Regions from separate parts of the Homo sapiens genome. Here regions 1 and 3 are each linked to region 2. Evidence: chromatin contacts called from ENCODE Hi-C or POLR2A ChIA-PET data. All regions are on one chromosome and are shown on one strand. Each heading gives the region's core, a stretch centred on a gene start or an enhancer-like site at or near the end of the contact. The rest is flanking DNA. Distances are from core to core; before and after follow the strand shown.

What was found. A loop is a pair of places that touch in the nucleus more often than their neighbours do. ChIA-PET counts read pairs that join two places held with the same protein, here RNA polymerase II (POLR2A). Pooled maps may share reads with other maps.
Region 1: a pooled map shows a loop between it and region 2 (4-fold over the local background). The contact joins the promoter of RNFT1 here to the enhancer-like site in region 2. A Hi-C loop is called at or near these places in 4 of 50 pooled maps. POLR2A ChIA-PET finds 5 or more read pairs at or near these places in 3 of 52 experiments (HEK293 and activated T-cell).
Region 3: a pooled map shows a loop between it and region 2 (4-fold over the local background). The contact joins two enhancer-like sites. A Hi-C loop is called at or near these places in 1 of 37 single-sample maps with no recorded cell type and 5 of 50 pooled maps. POLR2A ChIA-PET finds 5 or more read pairs at or near these places in 1 of 52 experiments (activated CD4-positive, alpha-beta T cell).

What each region holds. Positions count from the first base shown.
Region 1 is chr17:59,961,901-59,966,513 of GRCh38, reverse strand. It overlaps RNFT1 (ring finger protein, transmembrane 1), which reads left to right and starts at 1,774. Exons shown (of 9, transcript NM_016125.4): 1 at 1,774-1,906; 2 at 3,230-3,687; 3 at 3,898-3,974. The coding sequence starts at 1,851. It overlaps RNFT1-DT (RNFT1 divergent transcript), which reads right to left and starts at 1,418. Exons shown (of 4, transcript NR_110815.1): 1 at 1,326-1,418; 2 at 47-111. It also overlaps the pseudogene TBC1D3P1-DHX40P1. RefSeq lists an enhancer at 1,404-1,673 and a silencer at 1,704-1,833.
Region 2 is chr17:59,638,780-59,643,568 of GRCh38, reverse strand. The region is part of intron 1 of CLTC (clathrin heavy chain); the gene reads right to left. Among named protein-coding and RNA genes, the nearest start is that of CLTC, 21 kb to the right of the region's middle. RefSeq lists a silencer at 1,228-1,307. Within about 2 kb of position 1,333, at least 6 of the 41 ENCODE cell types and tissues checked have a DNase peak (open chromatin) inside an H3K27ac peak, as active enhancers do.
Region 3 is chr17:59,359,792-59,364,438 of GRCh38, reverse strand. The region is part of intron 2 of YPEL2 (yippee like 2); the gene reads right to left. Among named protein-coding and RNA genes, the nearest start is that of MIR4729, 4.0 kb to the left of the region's middle. Within about 2 kb of position 1,943, at least 9 of the 41 ENCODE cell types and tissues checked have a DNase peak (open chromatin) inside an H3K27ac peak, as active enhancers do.

The DNA.
Region 1 (4,613 bases), core at 525-3,024, 320 kb before region 2:
AAGTTTAAAAATATCCACGACATAGTTGAAATGTTAGAATACTTACACATATCTCCTCGGAAAATTCACTATAGTCTGGAGCCTGGCTCTCACCCTTACTGAACCAGAAATCTGTCAGAAAGATTTAAATTAGTAAGCACAGAGAGACTTAAGTATGCCTTCTACCACCGCCGACCACCCCTACCCCCACCCCCAACAAAAAAAGAAAGCCAATGTGTTTTTTTTTGAGGTGGGGGTCTCCTTCTGCCGCCCAGGCTGGAGTGCAGTGGCACGATTTCAGCTCACTGCAACCTCCGCCACCTGGGTTCAAGGGATTCTCCTGCCTCAGCCTCCCGAGTAGCTGGGATTACAGGCGCCCGCCACCAAGCCCGGGTGATTTTTGTATTTTTAGTAGAGACAGGGTTTCGCCATGTTGGCCAGGCTGGTCTCAAACTCCTGACCTCAAGTGATCCTCCCGCCTCGGCCTTCCAAAGCGCTGGGATTACAGGGGTGAGCCACCACGCCAGGCCTAAACCTTTTTTTTTTTAGACGGAGTGTCGCTCTGTTGCCAGGCTGGAGTGCAGTGGCTAATCCCGGCTCACTGCAACCTCCGCCTCCCGGGTTCAAGCGATTCTCCTGCCTCAGCTTCCCGAGTAGCTGAGATTACAGGCACGCACCACCACACCCGGCTAATTTTTGTATTTTTAGTAGAGACGGGGTTTCACCATATTGGCCAGGATGTGGCCACGATCTCTTGACCTTGTGATCCACCCGCCTTGGCCTCCCAAAGTGCTGGGATTACAGGTGTGAGCTACCACTCCCCTCCTCAGCTTCGTTTTCTTAATGACCTTTTAATTTTAGAACAGTTTTAGATTAACAGAATTTATTTTATTTATTTATTTTTTGAGACCGAGTCTCACTCACTCTGTTGCCCAGGCTGGAGTGCAGTGGCACGATCTTGGCTCACTACAAACTCCACCTCCCGGGTTCAAGTGATTCTCGTATGCCTCAGCTTCCCGAGTATCTGTAGCGGGGATTACAAGTGTGAGCCAACGCCCCCGGCTAATTTTTGTAGTTTTAATAGAGACGGGTTTCACCATGTTGGCCAGGCTGGTCTCTACCTCCTGAGCTCAAGTGACCCGCCCGCCTCGGCCTCCCAAAATACTGGGATTACAGGTGTGAGCCACTGCGCCCGACCTAAACTTCGTTTTCTTAATAACCTTTTAATTTTAGAACAGTTTTAGATTAACATAATTATTTTGAGGGCAGTAGGGTCCTCTATACCCCACGCAAGACAGGTTTTTCAACTCTAACTTCTACTTCCACCCCACGCAGACTCTCCGCACCTCTCTCCTCTCATCTCGGGTTCTGACAAGGCCTGATCCTCACAGCCCAAATTCACGATTGTGAGGAAAGGTCAGCTCAGACCAAACGTCACCGCCCAGACAGACACAACTAGGTCAGGCGTCAAGCTCGCGGACATCCGAGCCCGGAAACCCTAACACTCCTCCAGGGGTAGGTTCTCCAAGCCTGAACATTTTTAACCTCAAAACGCCCAGGATCTCGGAGGCGTGTGGTGGATGCCACATAAATACATAACACATAACAACGACTTATTATTTAGCGCCAGGCCTGAAGGCCGTTCTCAGGCGCAGCTCGCTTGTTCTCGCTGCCAAAACACCCCGGCAGCCGTGAGCTCTCCACTCGGCGCGGTGCGGGGGCGGGGCTAGGAGGTGGAGCCGGGGCAGGGCGCGCGCGCGCGCGTGAGAACGTCCGGGGAGCGCGCGCGCCGCCGCCGTTGCCGCCGGGCTGAGAGAAGAGCTTGCGGGGTTTGCGGTTGATGGCCCCGACTGAAGGGCTGGAGGCGGTGTATGCCGCTGTTCTTGCTGTCGCTCCCGACACCTCCGTCCGCTTCTGGTCATGAGAGGTTAGGCCTGGGGGAAGCGGGCAGAGGAGGAGGCGGCGAGGGGCCGCGGCGCAGGGGGCTCTGGGGAGAATAGGCACTCGAGGCTCGGACGTGGGTGGAGAACTCTGCCCTCGGAGATTCCGGAAGAGTTGTGTTGAATTTTCTTCCCTTTTTTCTCCTCTTTCTTGTCTGTGCATGAAGGAAAGTGGGAGGGTTCTATGTTATTTATAGAAAAGACACTGAAAGCCTGCTGTCCAACGTCGCTCTTCAGTTTTGACGAAATAACACCCGTGGCGTCGGGGCCTCGGTGAAAGCCTTTAGTGAAAAGCACTGAAACCCAAACCGCCAGACACGGTGACTGCACCACTGTTCAGTCCTGGGAGTGAAATAGAATGACACAGAACATTCCCTGACGTTAACTCTAGCCTCCTCCTAGACAAACGGGAAAAGCACGGCAGTGTGGGATAGCCTCTGCGTTTTGTCAGCTGGGATTCCGACTCTGTTCTTCTGTTTCTAGGAGGTCCACACTGGATCATTTATTAGAGAGATCTTTCTCTGCTAGAGTCCTCTTTCCTCACACCCCTCCCTCCGTAATACACACACCACCGACGGTGGCATTTTATTGGGCGGACTGTGTAACTGCTTATTCAGACTAAAGAGTTACCTAGCAATTACGTGGTGACTCTCCAAAGTATCTATGCTTTAAATGTATTTAGGTAACATTCTTTTGCGCGGGGAGGTAATATTATTGGTGGCACCATTAATTATTGGAAACTTTATGAGCTTTGGGAAAGCTGCTTGAGCAGAAAATCTAATTTGTAGGTCACCTAAGTGCAGTGTTTATTATTAGTTACCTATGATGATAATAAGGCATTAAGATTTAATGTTGTTTTTTTTCCTAACATTTCCAACCATTAAAAAATACTGGCTCACTCTTCCTTATGAAACTTCTTTGATGTAGAATCTACATCAGAGATGAAACTGCACCATTTGGGAAAAGTAAATGTACCAGAGTACCCAGTGAGGACTGGTGCTCATTAACATCTGCTGGGTACCCATACTTCATGACTGTTTTGCGGATGCCTTCTGCCATTAGAGAACTGGAAGCATTTGCAGCTCAACTTTTTTTTTTTTGGTGCAAATGTTCCCTAAAAGATCATTTGTGTAGGGCAGCAGAGCCTTGGCATTAAGGGAGAAGGGAGGAGTCCAGTGATAAATAACCTGAAAATTCATCTGTTGTGATTATTTGCTACTCCTTTAGTGAATAAAGGATACCCAGTGAGGAATATACTGCTGGTATTTAACTGCCTGTTTACTTAGAATATCTTTTATTTGATTTTTTAGGAGACAGAGGCCTGAAGCAAAGACATCTGGGTCAGAGAAAAAGTATTTAAGGGCCATGCAAGCCAATCGTAGCCAACTGCACAGTCCTCCAGGAACTGGAAGCAGTGAGGATGCCTCAACCCCTCAGTGTGTCCACACAAGATTGACAGGAGAGGGTTCTTGCCCTCATTCTGGAGATGTTCATATCCAGATAAACTCCATACCTAAAGAATGTGCAGAAAATGCAAGCTCCAGAAATATAAGGTCAGGTGTCCATAGCTGTGCCCATGGATGTGTACACAGTCGCTTACGGGGTCACTCCCACAGTGAAGCAAGGCTGACTGATGATACTGCCGCAGAATCTGGAGATCATGGTAGTAGCTCCTTCTCAGAATTCCGCTATCTCTTCAAGTGGCTGCAAAAAAGTCTTCCATATATTTTGATTCTGAGCGTCAAACTTGTTATGCAGCATATAACAGGTAGGACATAATAAAACATTGACTTGTTTTCATTCCTAAATTCAGTTAATTTTCTTTCATTATTGGTAATCTACTTAATGCATCCAGTTACTTATTTTCTGTGAGCTTTTATTATTGTATATGTTTATTTTTAATTTGTGTCATTGTTAGCTTATATAATCCTCTTTGATTTTTTTTTCTTTCAATTAACTGGAACTTATTTTCTAACAGGAATTTCTCTTGGAATTGGGCTGCTAACAACTTTTATGTATGCAAACAAAAGCATTGTAAATCAGGTTTTTCTAAGAGTAAGTATAACAAGCAACTAAAAAATTATTAACTGTTTCTCTCCATAGATTTTAGAGAAATAATTTTGAGAGAAATAGGAAATAACTTGAAAGAAATAGGAAGTAATAGGATATATTGTAACATCCACGTTATGTTAAATTTGTTATCTAAATCCTGGAATAAATTATCTCTCCTAATGCTGAATTCCTTCACCTTACCTTCTTTGTAAGAAAAAAAAATTGGTTACTGTTAAAGTAGTAAAAAGGATTAAAAGAGTTAGAACACGGTATCTGATCTGATTTGGCAAGTCCCTTCATGTTGTATCAGTTACTTTGACCATAGTAAGTAAGACCATCATCATGAAAAACTTTTAGTGGCTGGGCATGGTGGCTCACACCTGTAATCCCAGCACTTTGGGAGGCCGAGGCGGGCAGATCATGAGGTCAGGAGATTGAGACCATCCTGGCTAACACGGTGAAACCCTGTCTCTACTAAAAATACAAAAAATTAGCTAGGTGTGGTGGCATGTGCCTGTATTCCCAGCTACTCGGGAGGCTGAGGCAGGAGAATCACTTGAACCTGGGAGGTGGAGGTTGCAGTGAGCTGAGATCGCACCACTGCACTCCAGCGTGGGCTACAGAACGAGACTCCATCTCAAA
Region 2 (4,789 bases), core at 84-2,583:
CAAGGGCCAGACCAACAAGCTAAACATACCTCAGTAAGAATCCTGAGTTTATTCTACAGGCGAAGGGAGCTACTTAAGGATTTTAACAAGGAAAATAATGGAATTAGATTTGCTTTGTGTACTCAGAAAATACTAAAGTATCTGCTAAACAAATATAGTGGATCTAAAGATGGTAGGTCTTTGCAAACCAATTAAGTATGTAAGAACAAAAGTCACTTGTTACTAGGAAGAAATCTCTACCATAGTGGGTTATTAATACTCTGGGTGACTAACTATGTTGTAACAGATTAAGTCCTACTAAAAGAAGCTACATGGAGGCTTTATTTTATTAGCCTTGGCCAGACTAGTTTTATCCCCCTTTCCTCCAAAGGTAATATAATAAATTCGCATGGTACAAAATACACACACACACACACACACACACACACACACACACCCCAGAAAAGAAAAAGCATGGAAAAAAAAAAATCAAGTCTTTCTGTCACCCTTGTCCTCTAGCAATACAGTTTTCCTCCACAAACACCACCACTGTCACTATTATCTTATGGACTAAACCAGCCAAGTTAACTGTATTTTATTTAAATTCTCTTCTGAAACTCTTCTGCTAATAGTGCTTAAACATAACCAGGCCAGGCTCTGAATAAGATATAACATAAGACTACAAGGCTACATTTTACTTTCTCTTCACTCTTCTATCTCAATTACTACTGGTATTAAGTTATTAATGTTATAACTCAGTTATAAAGTGTAGTTACAGTAACTCAGTCACTGAATATAGGGGCAAGAAGTCAAACAACTCTCTAACCATTAATACAAACATCGTAATAAAGTAGATTAACCTGCTTTACAAGCTCAAGTATATGCTGTAATGCAAGGCAAATACACTAGCTTTAAAGTATGTAACTTATAATGTATTTAGTTATAGTAAAGCCTTATAAACCATTAATTTTAACTTCTTCCTGACTTTAACTTTTCTTTTGAGACAGGATCTCACATCTATTTTTCTGAGTAGAGGGTCCTTAGACTCCTTAAGTTTAATTGATAATTATCCTTTCCGATAATTGGAGAAAACATTCCAGTGGGCTCATAAAGTTCATAGAGCTATATACCTAAAAGCAGTAAGTTATGCTGTAAGAATCCTAAGCTACCCTGTAAGAATTCTATGTTTCTAAGTCTCTACCAAGCCTTCATCTAAGGCACTGAGTTTCACCTGTCACAGCTTAAGTCCCACAGTGTTTGAGGAAGTCGGAGTAAAAATAGTGTTAGTCAAATAGTGAAATTAAATTCAAAACCACAAAAGGAAGCAAACCACAGACACTACTAACTGAACCCCAAGTGATTCTAACAGATTCCTTCCTACTTCTCAACTTCAGAGGCAGGTGGAAGATGACTTTAAGAAAACACTATCAGAAAACAATGAGGAGGAAAAAGGAAAGTCAAAAACCTGTGTTTCCAATTCCTTGTTAGATCCCCAGAAAAAAAGCAGTAAGAAAAACACGCTGCATCAGTTAGCAATGACCTTCAGCCTCAGGGTATTTTACTTGTAAAAAAAAAAAAAAAAAAAAAAAACAACAAAGATTTGGCCTGGCACCTTGGTTCACACCTATAATCCCAGCACTTTGGGAGGCTGAGATGAGAGGATCACTTGAGCCCAGGAGTTTGATACCAGCCTGGGCAACATAATGAGACCCCATCTCTGCAAAAACTTTAAAAAATAAGGTAAATAAAAGATCTGGCTTTAAAGTGACAGAACTGCCTGCAACCCTAATCTATGTAATCCTTATATTACTTTCTCATTAAACATATGCTACCAAGAGAGCTATGCATATATATCTTTGATCTCCTTCAGGAATGTATTGGTACTAATCAAAATAGTCCATGTGGAATAGATATACTTTATTTAAAAAATGCAAAATTAAACAGGAGGCAAGTGACAAACTCTTTTTTTTTTTTTTTTTTTTTTTTGAGATGGAGTCTTGCTCTGTCGCCAGCCAGGCTGGAGTACAGTGGCTCGATCTCAGCTCACTACAACCTCTGCCTCCTAGGTTCAAGTGATTCTCCTGCCTCAGCCTCCCGAGTAGCTGGGACTACAGGAGTGCGCCAACATGCCCGGCTAATTTTTTGTATTTTAGTAGAAATGGAGTTTCACCATGTTGGCCAGGATGGTCTCGATCTCCTGACCTCATGGTCCACCTGCCTCAGCCTCAGTCTAGACAAGTCAGTCAGCCTCAGTCTAGACAAGAACAGAAAAGTAGCCTGTAACCTGTAATTCCTTCTTTTCCTCTCTCCCTCAGCCTCTACTAGTGAATGTAGTGTTATTCTACTACGAATGCAGTTATTAGAACAACAGTGATATGGGTTACTTCCCTAGGATTTATGTCCCAGTTTGAGTTAAAACACCAGCAAACATGAACATAATTCTGAAGTTGCAAGTTTTTTGTTTTTTTTTTTGAAACCGAGTCTCGCTCTGTCACCAGGCTGGAATGCAGTGGCATGATCTCGGCTTACTGCAACCTCTACCTCCCCAGTTCAAGCAATTCTCCTGCCTCAGCCTCCCAAGTAGCTGGGACTACAGGCGTGCACCACCACGTCCAGCTAATTTTTGTATTTTTAGTACAGATGGGGTTTGACCACGTTGGCCAGAATGGTCTCGATCTCTTGACCTCATGTTCCGTCCGCCTTGGCCTCCCAAAGTGCTGGGAATACAGGCATGAGCCACGGCGTCCAGCCGTGTCAAATTCTTAATAATGGCACATGTTTAAACATATTAAAAAAGCACACTTAAGTGGTGGTCATTTACACAACTGAACAGGACCCTGCTCCTTCCTATATAGCCTTCCTAATTGTGAGGAAAAAAAGACAGGAACTTCGGCTGGGCGTGGTGGCTCATGCCTGTAATCCCAGCACTTTGGGAGGCCAAGGGGGCGTGGATCACGAGGTCAGGAGATCGAGATCATCCTGGCTAACACAGTGAAACCCCGTTTCTACTAAAAATACAAAATATTAGCCGGGCCCATGGTGGCACACGCCTGTAGTCCCAGCTACTCCAGAGGCTGAGGCAGGAGAATCGCTTGTACCCGGGAGGCGGAGGTTGCAGTGAGCCAAGACCGCCCTACTGCACTCCAGCCTGAGTGACAGAGCAAGACTTTGGCAAAAAAAAAAAAAAGAACTTCAAGTGACCGTATTGGCTAAGAGAAGGTTAAATTTGCTTCCACCTCTTCAAATAAGGTAGGTAAGATTGTTTTCCTTACTGATGTTCCTTTTGAGTGAGAATGTCTAGAACACTCAGCAATTCTTCCCATATTTTCCTGTTATATACTCAAAAGAGAAATATGCCAAAGCACACAATAATAGGACAAGTCACTCTTATTAACTGCAAGTCTGGTTTAGGTATACCCTTACAGTAGGAGCATGTAACAGGGTGGCCAAACTATATAACTATGTCTAGTAATATCAATATAGATTAAAACTTTTAAAATGCAACATATTTTTAAACAGGTTTTATTTTCAAAACAGCACATAGTAACCATAAAGTATTCTCAGTCAGTTATAAAGGTGTGATGGCATATAAGCTATACCACAGAAACTGAATTGTATTTTTATTCTTTATTTATTGAGACAGGGTCTTGCCCTGTTGCCCAGGCTGGAGTGCAGTGGTACCACTGCAGCCTCGACCTCCCAGGCTCAAGTGATCTTCCTACCTCAGCCTCCTCAGTACCTGAGACTACAGGCGCCACCATGCCTGGCTAATTTTTTTTTTTTTTTAAGAGACAGGTTCTCCCTATGTTACCCAGGCTGGTCTCGAACTCCTGGGCTCAAGTAATCCTCCCAGCTCGACCTCCCAGTGTTGGGATTACAGGTATGAACCACTGTACCCAGCCATAAACTGAATTATACACTATGGAACTAAGCATGGATAAAGTCAAAGGACATATACAACATTCTCTATAAACTTGCAGGTATTTTCAGAGGACATATCTGAAATACATGTAATATATCTGGATACATGTATCCAAACTACAGCTACATTTTATTATCCTCTCAATCTGCAAAATGCCATTAGTGTTGAAGCTGGAGATATCCTATTTTAACATATGCTTGGAAATTCCTATGATAAAGTTTTTTTTAACTTAAAAGAATTTTTATTTTGCTGTTATAAGAATATGGAGTCAATAAACTGGGTCCAAAAAAAGGGGCTTGTTTTTTTGAATAGTTATCACGTGCATACAGTAAAGCACTAAAATCTTACAAAAGGTTATACTATGAAAAGTCACCCACCCCGTCTTTCCAGTAATACCCTTCTCCCCTAAGCAATTAGAGATACTTTTGCATTTCAGAGTTATCCTGTAGCATATGAAAGTATGTATTTCCTCCGCCCTTTTCCAACAGAATGGCACAAGACACAAAAGTATACAAATAAACTGCTTCCTTGTTTTTACAGAAAAGCACCCAAACTTTGTAACTCATTTGGTTTCCAGATTCGATTTTGGTCTGCAAGTGGCACTACTTTAGGACTTGACACCTAAACCTGGATCTAAAAAGGCAATTAAACAAATTTATTCCCTATTTATTCTTTAAAACTCTGAAGTACCCTGGAGTTACATGTTACAAATGATTTTAAAATGCATCTCCTTCCTTCTCCATTCCAACTTCTATTAACAGGGGGAGGTGGGGAGTAAAAGGTAGGATTCTGTTTTTATAATGAGAAAATAGTACTTCGGCTTCCCCATAATCTAGAGCAGGGATCCCGAACCACAGGCCGCAGACCAGTATTCCGTTAGCAACTGGG
Region 3 (4,647 bases), core at 694-3,193, 280 kb after region 2:
ATTGCACTCATTTGGATAAATGAAGAAAAGGGAGAGCCAGAGAGATGAACAGTCTTGCCCAAGATCACAGCGCTTGACACTGTCAATCTTCCAGATGCCAGCCCTCTCCCAGGGCTATGTGCACCAGCTATGTGCAAAGTGGTGTGTCGGGGGAGGTGGCAAAGTGCAAAATCAAGAGGCCCTCAGTTTCTCTCTGGGCCTTGGTTTCCTAATCTGTAAAATGAGGAGTTGAACTAGAAACTCCAGGTTCAAAGGTACCTCCAGCCACAAAGTTCTGAGCATCTATGACTCCAGGACATTGAGAATCTTGTTAGGAAGCAAGACAATTATACATAAAAAGTGCACGCAACCATAACAACACAGACCATACCACAAGACAGTCATTAATTTCCAAATGAACAACCAGAGAGTGAGTTCTACAGACATTCAGAGCATCCTATAAGCCAGGAAGACTCACTAGAAGAAAAAAAGATGTGAACTGGTCTTCAAGAATGGGTAGGAACTGAATAGAGAGAGAGGAAAGGAGAAGGATTCACCAAGGCAAAGGAAATGACAGGAGGGAAGAAAGGGTGGGATTTGCCACAAGGATTACTGAGTAAGACCATAAAATAGGCAAGGCCAAAAGAACCTAGGCCACACTGCGAAGCGGTAGCAAAAAGTACATGAGCAGATCTGAATCTGAACCCATCTGGCTTCTTGGTAACCTGGTAACCTATGGCCTTAATCCCCACATTGAAAGGATGTTGTAAAATAAGTGATGGAGTAAGTAAAATACCTAAAGGAGTTCCTGGCACACAGTAGGTGCTCAATAAAGAGGAAAGTGTTCAGCTGGGTGCGGCGGCTCATGCCTGTAATCCCAGCATTTTGGGAGGCTGAGGCAGGTGGATCACTTGAGGTCAGGTCAGGAGTTCGAGAGCAGCCTGGCCAACATGGTGAAACCACACCTTTACTAAAAATACAAAAATTAGCCGGGCCTGGTGGCGGATGCCTGTAATCCCAGCTACTTGGGAGGCTGAGGCAGGAGAATTGCTCGAACCCAAAAGGCGGAGGCTGCAGTGAGCAGAGATCACGCCACTGCACTGCAGCTTGGGCAACGGAGTGGGACTCCATCTCAAAAAAAAAAAAAAGAAAAAAAAAAAGGGTAAGTCTTTAGGACCAGTGTGGTGGCTCACCTGTAATCCCAACACTTTGGGATGCTGAGGTGGGAAGTCTGCTTGAGGTCAGGAGTTTGAGACCAGTCTAGGCAACATAGCGAGACCCTGTCTCTCTCTCTCTCTATATATATATCTATATATACATAGAAACTAAGAAGGTGTTCAATCAATAGTAGCTAATAGCAGCAACATAGATTTTCCATCTTGTGTGTTTGTTACAACACCAAACAACCTTATCTGTAACATTCTTCTACCCTCCATGGTGAGCCTTGCATTCCCTTGTTTCCTAAACATCACAGGCTCTTTAAGTGCAGGAATCATCTTATCCCTACCATCTAGGTTTAAATGTTGTTTAAAGCACAAGAAATATTGAACTGAACAAGTAGTGTATGACAGTGGATTCTAGTCAGCCCCCAAACGCAAACAGCCAAGCTAGCAATGGTGCAGATTTACCATTCCAGAGGCCAGAGGGAGTGCCACTGCTCAAACAGAAACAGAGGGATCCTGCACCCACTCCTTGCTTCCCAGGTTGAACACCCTGATGAAAAAGAGTTTCTTTGGATTTCTGACTGGGAACACAAGCTTGATTACCAGTGTCCCTGCTGAGAGCCTAGACGCTAATATACAAACCAGTCTTATGATTGGAACCTTAAAGGCATCTGCAAACCACAGAGTTAATTTTCAGGGTACGCCTCATCGCTCAAGTCAACATTTCCTTTTGGTATTTAAAGTAACCACACAGAAAGAATCACATTTGAGCAGATTTTGTGCTCCAGCTGCCTGCAGTCTGCAGCAAAAGAAAAACAAAACATAAAGATGATTCACCAGATTTGGTCCCAGCAGCTCCCTTGATACTAAATTGGTGAGCAACTCTATGTGTGCCCAGATCATTAATTTTCACAGGGAGCAGGCGTGACTGTGCGACAGGTCTGCCTCCCATTTAAAGCATGTGACTTCCTGAACCCAATTCCCCTTGTCCATGCCTACACATGATAAACACAATTAAAAAAAAAAAAAAACCATAGAATGCTTCTATTTCTTTGCCAAGCAGTGGTCAATGAGTATTTGCTGAATGACCACCATGTACCTGGAACACATTCGGACCACTGCAATGGACAGACACCACTTGCCCCATTCTAGTCTCTTCCTCACTAGTTCATCTACCACACCACAGCAGCACTAACCATTTGCTGGTCATGTCATTACTTGCTTAAAAGTCTTCAGTAGCAACCAACTGTCAATGGGACAACATCCTAGCTTCTATTCTTCTAATAATCTGGCTTCTACCTACACCTTTAATGTTTTCACAGTTTTTCAACCTCTACCCCAAAGAACGGCTGCTCCCTGTGTGCTCCCTGCCTCTGGCTCTTTGTTCCTGATGCTCCTTTTACCAGCTCCTCCCCATCATTTGAGGCTTCTGCTTCCAGGCACACTTCAATGCCACTTCTTCCACCAAGTCTTCCCAGAACTGCATTTTCTAGAAAGATGGATCTTAAAGTTTGGTTGTGTGTGTGTTTTTTTCCTTTTTTAACCAACAGTATCTTTGGTGGAGAGCCTGATGAAAGCCATGAAACCCTCTCTAGAAAAATATACATGCCCACAGAATGACACATGCAATTTCATGGAGTCCTTGAAGCCAGTCCACGGACCCAGATTGAAACTCACTGATAAAGATCTCTATCTGAGTAATAAGTCATTCACTCAAATATTCACTGAGAATCTACCAGTCTTAGGAGCTGTGCTGCTGCTAGAGACACAAAAACGATGTCACAATCATCTCCTCAAGTAATTCACAGGCTAATGGGAAACATGCGTCATCACACTGTGATAACTGCTTTAAGAGAAACATAAGATGAAGTAGAAACTTCAAGAAGGCATAACATGAATCTATTATCTCCCAAACTAGGATAAAAGTTCCCTGACAAAATTTTTGAGTAGTATTATAATATCTAGAATAGTGCTATGTGCATGCACGCGCACACACACACAGAGTACGTAATTAGTATTTGTGCAAAGACAGAATGGAATCAATAAGATGATAAGAGCAAGTATAGGCACAGTCCCCACTGCCGTCACCCACATACACCAGAAACTCTTCAGATATAGTTAAAATGGTCCCACTGTGGACCAACCGTGCTATACAAATTATCCCAAGCTGCGTGCGGTGGCTCACATCTGTAATCCCAGCACTTTGGCAGGCAGAGGCAGGTGGATTGCTTGAGGTCAGGAGGTCGAGACCAGGCTGGCCAACACAGTGAAACCTCATCTCTACTAAAAATACAAAAATTATCTGGGCATGGTGATGCACACCTGTAATCCCAGTTACTCAGGTGGCTGAGGCACGAGAATTGCTTGAACCCGGGAGGCAGAGATTGCAGTGAGCCAAGATTGCACCACTGCACTCCAGCCTGGGTGACAGAGTGAGACTTTATATCAAAAAAAGAGAAAAAAAATCCCAGCCTAATTCATGGCTCTTTTCATCCTGAACGGGTTCAATCTCTGCCCCTATGGAGGAAAGGTACCATAAGATACTATATACTTTACACGAGCCCCAAATAGTTTCTTTTCACCAAGAAACACTGTAAAGTAACCACATCCCTTTGTTTGGAGACTTTCTGTACAGATTTGATTCACCTGCCACCCCTTCCTGGGTGGTCAACAGATACTTCTAGAGGAGTACAAAAGAGCCAATGCTTCATTAGTAGGAGACAGAGCTTTCAAAGGTCACATAGTTGAAGAAAATAATTAAGTAATTTGGGGTTGGGAAATGTGATTCTCTTTATAAAAGCCAACTTGGTAGAGCATGTCTTGCAACTGGACTTATTGGGTTGTGCTGGAACTCTTCCCTAATTTGTCACTTCTGCCTTGGCTGTAGCTTAGAAGTGATGTCTAAGAATCACTAACACGGCCGGGCGCAGTGGCTCACGTCTGTAATCCCAGCACTCTGGGAGGCCGAGGCAGGCAGATAACTTGAAGTCAGGGGTTCAAGACCATCCTGGCCAACACGGTGAAACCCGTCTCTACTAAAAAAGTACAAAAAATTAGCCGGGCGTGGTGGCGGGTGCCTGTAGTCCCAGCTACTCGGGAGGCTGAGGCAGGAGAATGGCGTGAACCCGGGAAGCGGAGCTTGCAGTGAGCCAAGATCGTGCCACTGCACTCCAGCCTGGGCAACAGTGCAAGATTCCGTCTCAAAAAAATAAATAAATAAAATTTAAAAATTACCTGGGTGTGGTGGCGCATGCCTGTAATCCCAGCTACTCAGAAGGCTGAGGCAGGAGAGTCTCTTGAACTCAGGAGGCGGAGGTTGCAGTGAGCCGAGATCGCACCACTGCACTCCAGCCTGGGCAACAGAGTGAGACTCCGTCTCAAAAAAATAAATAAAAAAGAAACACTGACATTCAACAGCAAAGTGGCAGAGGCACCCACTAGAGCTCAGGCCATACAGAGCAGTTGTTCCCACCCTTCTGTTTCTTAGTACCACTGCTCTGGCAAA